2 separate regions of the Homo sapiens genome follow, and region 2 is linked to region 1. Evidence: read pairs that join two places in POLR2A ChIA-PET (ENCODE). Cell type or tissue: MCF 10A. All regions are shown on one strand. Links, peaks and the distances in the headings refer to the core of each region. The heading gives the core; the rest is flanking DNA.

Evidence for each region. ChIA-PET counts read pairs that join two places held together with the same protein. Peaks named below come from ENCODE experiments on the same cell type or tissue, not always from the same donor. Only the 100,000 strongest peaks of a DNase experiment are listed, where the experiment ranks them.
Region 2: POLR2A ChIA-PET joins it to region 1 with 7 read pairs; 2 of 35 experiments call an interaction of 5 or more read pairs at or near these places.

What each region holds. Positions count from the first base shown.
Region 1 is chr15:38,215,364-38,220,748 of GRCh38, forward strand. No RefSeq gene overlaps it. Among named protein-coding and RNA genes, the nearest start is that of SPRED1, 35 kb to the right of the region's middle. In MCF 10A, for the core only: no CTCF peak of the experiment used is centred there; DNase peaks (open chromatin) are centred at 2,008 and 3,058.
Region 2 is chr15:38,047,946-38,053,330 of GRCh38, forward strand. All of the region lies in intron 2 of LINC02345 (long intergenic non-protein coding RNA 2345), which reads left to right. Among named protein-coding and RNA genes, the nearest start is that of LINC02345, 10 kb to the left of the region's middle. In MCF 10A, for the core only: no CTCF peak of the experiment used is centred there; a DNase peak (open chromatin) is centred at 2,776.

The DNA.
Region 1 (5,385 bases), core at 64-5,063:
GTTTGAATAGCTAAGATACCCCATGGTTTAGAAAACACAAGGGAAGCACCAATGTATGTAGAAACATGGCATGTAATGATAGTGAGTTCTGAGATCTAAGCCAGAGGATCAGCTGGCACAGAGGTTTGCAGTTTAGAGCAGAACAGAATTTGAATGCCTGCTCTTCCTAGCTGTGTAACTTTCACTAGCTTTTTCTGCACCTCAGTTTTCTCATTTGTGACCTATGGACAAACATAGTACCTATTTATTGAGATGATTTAATAAAATATATAAGTAAAAAGCTCAGCACAGTACCTGACTCATAGGAAGCACTTACTTAAATTATCCAAAGCAAGAAAGAGTCAGAGCAGATAGGCCAAGGTTGTCACTTAACAGCTAATATGGCCAGAGGATAGAGGTAAAACACAGCAGAAGTGACCATTTGTAATGGGAGCCTGTGAACAACATTTCCAAAGGTAAAACAACTACCAGAAACCCACAACACTGTAAAGTATGTTGTTGGATCCAGATAAGGGACTGGCTGCTTGCTTTCTGTTCTTAGTAGCTGTGCTGATATGGATGGATATCCACGTCATAATTCTAGCAGAAAACAGATAGCTCATTCAAAGAGTAAGACTGGTTAAGGAAAGCCAAGGAAGGATGGTGAAACATCTCTGGGCTAGCAAAAGAGAGAAGACACTAGCAATCCTAGGCCTGACAGCTAAGGGAAAGGGGTGGTTGTTGGATCCCAGGGAGACCTGAACAGTGGGAAAGGATCCTGACAGGAGCTGTGGCCTTTTCTAAGGAACACAGCCACTAATAAACAGAGGCCTGGCAGCAAGGGCAGTGGGGAAAAAGTTGATCCATCTCTCTTTCCTGCCGCCCTCTGACTTTTTGCCAGCCACTTCCATTAGCCAAACCCAAAGAAAAGCCAGAGGCAAGGGAGCCCAGGTGATGTAGGCCATAGACATCAGCCTCATAGGGTCCAGAGTGGAAAAGGGTGGGGTATAAATCTGTAGGGGACACAGAATACACAGTATAACTTACAAAGGAAAATAGGAGTGTATTATCCCCAGAATAAAATGGAGGTCTGGAAGCACTGGTTTTAGAATTGAGACTAAGTCTTCTTAGGAGCCCCTCTTAGTCTAACTACAGTGTCATCAACTCATCAAGGCAGAAACAAGCTAAGGAATCTCTCTGTTCCCTCAGAGGCATGGAGGCCTCTCTCTAGCTACTTTATCCAACACACATGTTTTCTTCTGATGATACTCACCCAAGTGTGTTTCAGAATCTTTAGCATCTGATTTCTGCCTGGATGGCTGCTCTTTCCCCCTCCAGCTTTCTGGAAGTTTAAATTACTTTCTAGAATTCTATTTTCAAGTGAGTTCCAATGACCCTATTTTACCATACCTAGAGACAAGTTTGACTTGAAATGTTTTTGGATCTGGTGCATATACGAACATAAATCAGAAACAAATTAAAATCTTCTGTTTCATCTCTAACCTGTGTCCTGAATGTGCTACCTTGTTTTCTCTTAGTCATTGAAGAGTAATGAGACTTTGATCATTTTCATCTTGGGATGCATTGCGAAGATGTTGACTTTGGGATCTAGTCCCTTTGCCTCCGCCCCACCGGATATGCACTCATAAGTCTTGTTGACATTAGTGAATAGTTGTATGTGCACAGCAGAAGGATAAGAGAGACAACTGAGGGGTCAGAGCAGCAATTTTTTTGCTAGGAGCAAAAGCAATACATGTTGTCCAACAAAGGAACTAGTGGAGTAGCAATACAGGCTATTATTTTTTCTTTATTCCATAGGGAGACATTATAAGTTCTTCTAATTAATAGAATCCTTTGTGCATCACTTTCAGAAGAGCTTTTCCCTTTCAAGAAGGAATCTAACAGCACAGCAAACATATGCATTTTTGGCTGTGTTTCAAGACATATTTATTAAGTAAGTGCTAGGGTGGAGGATGGTTTTCTTGCCAACAGGATTCATAGGACACAGCACTTGAAAGCACATCAAGGAATGAACCATTTCTATGACAAGCACAATCACTGCCTGTAACTCCAACTTAGCTGGTGCTGTCAGCACTAACCACATAAACCACAAACTAACTGAAGAACTTCAGGCACCTAAGATTAAACACTGTCTCCCAGTATTACGAGGTGCTGGGGCCGATCCCCAGAGCCACTTGAGTTTACAGAAAATAGCAGCTGGTCATACAGAGACCATTTCCGACTTCTTTCCACCATTTTGGGCACAGAGATCTTCCTGGAGCTGAACCCTTCCATATCCTGTTGTTAGGAAGGGATGTCCTATTCACCAGCAGGTCTGCTTACTCCACACACCCTTTGCAAAACAACATTTCTGGAAGAAATCTAATGACCTATGAAATCCAAGCAGGGAATATTCCAGGTAATTAGGACACAGGCAGGGTTTTTTTTTTTTTTTGGTGCCTCCCCCTTCACTGCCCACGTTCCCTCCCACCTCTCCCTACTCCCAAAGTCAGAAATCTTCTTCCCTTGGAAGCAGCAGTTCCCTCCTATTCCCCCCTCCCACCTACCACTTCTTGGTAGCCTATGAAGATGAGATTGGAATAAAAGGTAGCTACAGGGTTCATGTAAGGTGACAAATCTGGCACATGCTAAACACTTAGCATTATACAGCCGCCCCTTAAGAGTGCTCCAAATCCATCAGTCATCATGGAAAAATTAGAAGCTTTGCTGGATTCCTGCCTCTCCAAACAGATCTTCTGAACTCCTTAATGGACGCTATAATTCAGCACTTGAGAATAGAGCCTCAGACCAGCAGGACTGTCTTTGGAACACACTGTCAGGCAACTTGAAACAGGCAGAGAGGAGCAAGTCAAAACAATCAGCAATTTCATTAAGAGGATAAGATTAATTCTGAATGAGGCCCAACTCTGACTCACATTGTCAATTATTATATATGATCTCTATGAGCAGGCCATTTTCCCAATTCACTAAAACATCTGTGCATTTCAATGGGCTAAGCTTTACCCTGCCCACTGCCCTCTAGCTGTTTTTGTTGTGGATTATGTAATTTGGTGAGTGATGCAATAAGAAGAATGCTTTCTACCTGTGCTTTTTACAAGATATTGTCCAATGATGAGTGCAACAGGCTTGATGGCTCAGAATGTTGGATTTCAACACTCTAATTTGTTCTATGACCTTGGGCCTATTACTTCCTCTCTCCTGGCATCTGCTATAAAAATAAGAAGGAGCAAATATTCTTGCCTCTTTTTATCACCTGATCTGAAAACCCATTGTAACTGCCATGAAAATAAGCACTGGTCCATGAGACCAATGCCCAGAAAATTCAGGCTAAGATTCCTGGAAAGTGGGCTGTGGGCATTATTTAAAACACACACACAAAATTTACCTTTTGTATTTGCTTTTGCCTTTAGCTGTGTGGGAAGCTGTAGTTAAAGGGATTTAGATTTTCATTTAGTGATGTGAAGAAGAGAAAGAGGAGTTACTGAAGTCTGAGAGGCAAAAAGTTTGCTTTGAGGGCTGGGGGTGGTGGCTCATGCCTGTAATCCCAGCACTTTGGGAGGCCAAGGTGGGAGGATTGCTTGAGCTTGGCAAGTCAAGACCAGCCTGAGCAAAATAGTGAGACTCTATCTCTCCAAAAAATAAAAAAATTAGTTGAATTCGTTGGTATGCACCTACACTCCCAGCTACTAAGGAAGCTGAGGCAGGAGGATCATCTAAGCACAGGAGTTTGAGGCTGCAGCGAGCTATGATCACACCATTGTACTCCACCCGGGGCAGCAGAGAGAGAACCTATCTCTAAAATAAATAAATAAATAAATAAATAAATAGTCAATTAAAAATTATTTTAAAATGAAAAATAAGTAAAAATAAATGTAAAAGTTTGCTTTGTTAGATAAAAATAAGCTCACACTTTACCCTAAAATATATTCCATAAAGATCAATAACTTAAATGTAAAAAAAAATGATGCCATTGAAACACTAGAAGAAAATGGGGGAATATTTTCATAACCTAAGGATATCATAAAATCCAGAGGCCACAAATGCATAGTGATGAATTTACTGCATTAAACTGTAAAACTTCTTTGGAGAAGAGAAATAAAAGATACACACAAAGCCAATGTATCAAACAAGAACTGGAGACGATGTTTGCATTTCATGTATCAGAAAATGGCTAATGTCCTTAATGTGGGGTGCTCTTTAAAAATCAATATGAAAATCATGAGTACAAAAACTTGCAAAGGATGTGAAAAGGCAACTTGGAACAAAAGATATCAAAGACCAAGCGACATATGGAAAGATGTTCAGCCATGTTTACAGTTGAACACAAACTAAAATAAGGTAGAGATTTTTTTTACCTATCACATTGAAAAACATTTCAATGCTTTTGGTGGAAGTATGGAGAAATGGGTATCCTATACCTCAATGGTGACAGCGAAAACTGATAGAAAACTGGCAAATTGGCAAGACATATTAAAGTCCTACTTATGAATTCAAAGTTGTTCTCTTTGTAGAAATTTATTCTACAGATACGCTTTCAAAAGTGTACAAAGATTATTCATTTTAACACTGTTTGTAATAATGGAAACCTGAAAATGGACATACAGTGCATAGACCATTAGAAAGATACAGTAATCTGTACATATGGACAATGTAAGATGTCTAAGATATGTTCTTGAGTGAAGAAAACAAGTTTCAAAACAGTAAGAATAGTATACTCCCATTTGAAGTTAAGAAAAGGATATACAATATTTAGAAGTGTGTGTACTTTTCCTGTTGTCTCTGAATTTGGGCTGAGGTTTCAAAATTGATAACAGTAAGTAACATGTTCCCCCATGTTCTAAATAGAGGTGCTATCTTATCCATTTAGGACTTGCTAAATGGTGAACAAAACCCTATACTGTGACCCTTAGCCCATCACCTACCATCAATCTCTGTGTAAGAGGATACTAGAGGTTGATCAGAGTGAGGAAGAAGAGGAGAACCTGGATAAGAGTTGTTGGCCCAATAGTGTTAGAGCTCCAGGGGATTGCCCGCCTCATGAGAGAAGCTGCACAGGGTGCCAAGTTAGAGGAAAAGAGAGAACTTTGGAGAGAATGGGGGGCTCACTAGAGGGAGAAAAGGCATCCCACCCCCAGCTTGACTGTTGCCAATCTTCAAAAACTCAGAAGGCTTCCTCCTCTTGTAAGAGTGTAGTGAGAGAACCCTTGGGTGAGCTTGACCTTTGTTCCCTAGAACTCAGGGGTACAGAACGAAGTGCCTGCCTGTTGCCTGGAAAAGGCTGAAGGGTGGCCAGAATGACCTGCTAGGATAAAGCAAAGAAAGAGGGCTCTGGTTGGAATAGGCTGTTCCTCCATGCTTCTGTGGGGCAATGATGCCAAGCTCTCC
Region 2 (5,385 bases), core at 97-5,096, 170 kb before region 1:
TACTGGATGGTCTTAACAATGGGATTTAGGGTAGGGGGTGACCACAACCATACAGTCCTAGGACAAGGGCTGGCAATAGATCAACAATGTGACATAAAGTGGGGCCTTTGGGTAACACAGTAACAATCAACCTGAAGACTGAGATCAAATACGTATGCAATCAATCATGTCTACTAAATAGAGCCCCAGTAATAACTCTGGTCACTGAGGCTCAGACGGGCTTCTCTAGTTGGCAATTCTCCATGGGTACTGTCACACATCAGTGCCTGCAGAGTGATGTGTTCTGCCTTCATGGGCTGAAAACAACATATGTGTTCTTCCCTTGGCTGATTTAATCTGTATCCTTTCCTTGTAATTAACCATAACTATGAGTAGAATAGCTTTCAGTGAGTTCTGTGAGTCATTCTAGCAAATTATCAAACCTGAGGATGGTTTTGGGAACCCCCTGAACTTTTAGCTGGTATCAGAAGTGAGAACAGTCGTGGGTGCTATAGCCTCTACTTTGTAGTTGGCCTAAACTCTGCAATATCACAGCAATTAAAAAAAATTAAGATTTAAGATCAATATTTTGCTTCCTAAAAATGCTATGGCCTTTGACAATTTCCCACAAAACAGCCAACAGCCTCCAAACATGCTCTTAATTTATCCTCTCCCTTCTCTTCTGTCACTGTCCCATGTCTGCACTCCACTCTTCCCCCACCAAGAAATTATTATTTACTTTTAATGAAGGTCAGTTTTCTTATTTCTCTGGACTTTTGACTACTAATATTCATTGGAATTTCACCTTCCAATTAAGAGTTATCTTTCTTTCTTCTGGTTATTTATGTACACATTTAAAATTTTCTGCTAAGAAAATGTACATATTCTTTTAATAAAAAAGTAACCTCCTCAAAAGCAGGCCCACATATTTTTCAGTCTTCAGACAGATTTGCACATGAAAATAAAACTGTGCAGCCAGAACAACTAATTGGAAACAATTTATATTTGATAGGTTTAATATTCTCTTTTCTGATTTTTGACATTCTTGCCATAACTTATATCCTAGTTTCTAGTCCCCCAAAGTTTCTCTTCTATTTCAAAATTTTCCTTAAACTTTGGCTGACACACCCTTTACATCCTGGCCCCTTCTTCCCCTCTTCTCTATAGCATTGTCTTCTTTTCTGCTAGTTATTCTCTGCTCTTTGCTAAGTAAAACCTGCAATCCTATCTACGTTTCCTTGTCTTTTTCTCACAGAATGTCTCCAATATTCTTTTTAAGACAAAATCAAAATCATCTACATCCACACAGCTTACTGACTATATTAACATGACTTTACTACTTCAAAGTGGTCATAAACGTAATTTTACTATTCCAGGAAATTTGCTCATAAAAATAAAAGTTAAAAATGAATTTATTTTTTATTCCAGCAACTTCCTGAAATACCAATCAATTTTCAATAGAAAGCATTAAATGATAATGTATACCCCAAGACTCTTTGAACCCCTCGTCAGAATTCTCACCTCATTGTGTCCATTAACCCTAACCTGTTGTATCATAATCCATATCCAACTCTAACCAAGCCCTGCGTTGAAAGACCCACTTTCATCTAGATGAGTCTCTAAGTCTCTAAAATTTCAATAAATTTCCTGACTTTGCCTTCCCTCTTTTGAGGCTCTGTTAAGACTATGTCTACATTATGGTCTCTCTTACCATGGTAAGAACAAACTCAGCTTTGTGCCATTATAGGTAGTTTGGTGATGTTTGGGGAAGCCAGCATTCACCACAAAGCTCAGGAGAAGAATAAGATAACAAGCCATAATTTTCCTCTGTGATTGAATGTTTATACATGTGTTTTAGGTGGAGTGGGAGGCAGGGAAATGTGTTGTAGGGTGGTAGGAAAGAGAAAGAAATATACAGACATATGCCACTTTAAAATTTTAGCAGATTTCTATAACTAATGTCTCATTAGACCCTTAAAACAATGCTATGTAGCACACAGGACATATATTAGGGTCCTCATTTTAAAGACGGAGACTCTAGACTCATGGGGTGACGTGAGATTAAGATTTGGGACACATAACATGAAACAGCTAGAGGAAATTGCTAAAGCAGGAGTCAGCAAACTGCAACCTGCAGGCCAAATCCGGCCCTGAGGCCTGTTTATGTAAATAAAAGTATATTGAATACAGCCATTTTCTCATTTGTTTGCGTAATTGTCTATAGTTGCTTTGCTGCTATAATAGTATTGTTAAGTAGTTCTGACAGAGACCATATGGTGCACAAAGTCTAAAATATTTTCTGGATGGCCCTTTATAAAACAGGTTTGCCAATCCCTGTTCTAATGCAACACAACATAAAGTTAACTTCCCCCAAAATGTAATAAAATTATTAAACTCTAAAGGCCTTGAAGATGTGAGTTGGATAGTTCTTCATCAGGCAAAGGGATATACAATAATATGAAGTGATAAATTACCAGGTTCTAAAGGGTTTCTAAATAATAGGAAAGAGTTCTCCTGGGAAGTTCTCAACCCAGACACAGATAGCAATGATACTGTGAACTGAAATAGTGTAGGTAAAGGCCTATCATTCACCCAGCACTGTAGGCATCTAGGCAGCAGCAAATAGGAAGAGAAATCGCTATAATAACAAAAATATTGTTGATAAAACTTGAACTTTAAAGACAATGAGAAGAGAAAAGATCAAGAGAATGCTGTACAATTGCTGACTCAACAGTAGCTAAGAAAGGAAACAAAGCTGACACAGGCAGGCATGAATTGTTAGGAAATCAATAGCTTAATGAGTAATCGAGTCAGCTTTCCTAGAACACCCAGAATGAGTTATGTCTGCGTTTTTGCTTTTCTTTTGCAACCTAAACTTCAGGCCTCTGACTGGTCTCTCTGCTTCCAGGCTTGCTCCCCTATATTCTACTCCCCAGAAAAAATTATCCTTTTACAACAGAAATTAGGTCATGTTAATACTTTGCTCAAAACCCTCCAGTGACTTCACATTTCACCAGAGGTTGATCATTCTTGAAGCTAATAAATCTGCAGATTGAGGGCCCCTCATTGCACAGGGCTCTTCCAAGGCCCTGGAAGGGGCTCTGGCAATGTGCTCATGTGGTCATTTTTTTTTAAAATTTGCAAATATGAGATATTTTTACCAAAGCTCTTTATTGCTTATTTCCCTCTGTCACATTTCTCTTTAAGTCAAGTGGTGTGAGAATAGACAGACACTTTAGGGCCCAGGGAAGGAGAAGTTGAATTGGAGAAGCATTTAGTTTGGGTTAGTAGGATGTATTATTGTGGTTCACAGTTACTTCAGTGTAAAAATTTTCCTGGTGTTGGAATGGCTTCCAGGAATACTTCTGCCATTCTCTGTACCAATCTATGTTGTGACATTAAAGTTCACAGCCTGAGATTATAAAATAAGAACTTGTCTTCATCATACCAGAAATATGTGGCTAGTAGAGGAGAAAAGGGGGTTGAAATATATGCAGCCAGAAGCGAGTACACAGAAAATTCTTACAAATCTTATGGTCATATAAAGAAAGAAAGTTGAGAAAAGTTTTCTCAAATTGACGACAATTCTAAAAAACATACATAGCATTAGCAGTAATGAGTTATAAAATTAAAGAAGGTTTTTTCCATGAAATCAACAATAAAAAGATAAATTTTGTCCCAACAAGCTAAAGACTGAATTATCTTCAGTTCTTCCTATAGAAAATGATGTTAGAAAATAATATGAATAATCAGTTATTTCAGTGTAAACTAATGAAGAGGGAAAAAGTAATGCAACTAACTTTGTTTATACCTTTAAAGAAAAAAAAGGAGAAAAAAGTAATACAGAGAGGTGTCACAGTTAGTAAAATTATTACGGTTTGGGTTTTTTTTTTGGATTTTGTGGTATGTGTAGTATCTTTTAAAACTGATATTATTATGATTTTTTTCATTCCAAATAAGTATTAGGTTCGTAGCTAATTTTGTATTCTTTTACTTATAGAAAGCCTCAGGATTATAAGCTTCAAACCCTACAAATCCTGGATCCACCCTTGATTCTCAGAGTTAAATACAAAGCCTTTAAAATTGGCCTGTCAAGCCCCCATGATGACGGCTTGCTACTCTCTGACCCATCTCCAACATCCCACCCTTACTCACTCCATGCAAGCCACTGTAGCCACTTGCTGATCCTAGATCATACCCAGTACCTTCCTGCCACAGGACTTTTGCACTGGCTGTTTCCTCTGTATAATACGCTTTCCCCAGATATCACCATGACTTTTCTCTAACTTTCTTCAGGTCTCTGCTAACATATTACCATAACAGAGCAGCATTCCCTGATTACCTATAAAAAATAACACTGTCATCCAGCTCCTGCCACTTTCTATCACCTTACATTGTCTTATGTTCCTTAACAATTAACATCATGTAATACTTTAGTTATTTATTACCAACTTTCCCAAGTAGAATGTAAGCTTTGAAAGGAAGGAGACTCATGTTCGCTGCTGTGTCCCCATCCCCAGGGCCTAGAACAGTTCCTGGCTCATAGTTAGAACTTTAAATTCGTTACTGAGTGAATGACTAAATGAACAAAAGAATGAATGAGTGCATGGAATTATTAACACCAGAATTTAAAGGGATTAATAGTAAATACAAGACCAGATTGTGACCATACTTTATTTCATTTGCAATTTGCTGTATATAATACATAGTTTGATAAACTACATCTAACTCATTTGAGAGAAGCGTTTTAGTTCTTTTCAACTAGAACTTACAGTTGCAAATAAAGAGGCCAAAGGAAGAACCTTTTCAAGTACTCCCGAGGGCAAATAATTAAACTGTTTGGGCACATCATTATGTCTCTTTCTGAGAGGGTAAAACAGGTAAGCAAATTTTTATCAACGAGCACCTGACTGAGGCCCATTCCTATTGGCTGATAACATTCCTTTTATAATATCTTAATCTTGAAGTACCAATTGCCTTTTTAAAATATTCTTAAAATTGTGACTTACCTCTTATATAACTAAGCACAGAAATTCACATCCTACAAGTTGGAAGGAGCATCAGAGATCACTGGGCCCGATGGTTCCCAAACCAGTTGTGTATTAGGAGGACCTGAGGAATTAAAAAATATATAGATTTCCTGGCCCTGGAGCTGCTATAGCAGAATCTAATGGTGGAGCCTACAGAGCTATATTTTTTAGCAGGCTCTCCTCATAATTTTTTGCAGCCTTCCTGACTCACCAGTATTTGAGAACTACTGATCTTGTTTTCTCTTCTTACTTACTGTGTTTCCCAAATGGTGAAACTAGTATGTACACATAACCCTTGACTAGGAAATAGAAAAAAAGAATCCATTATCGTCTAGATGGTGGTTCTCCATCTGACTGAACACATGGAATCATCTAG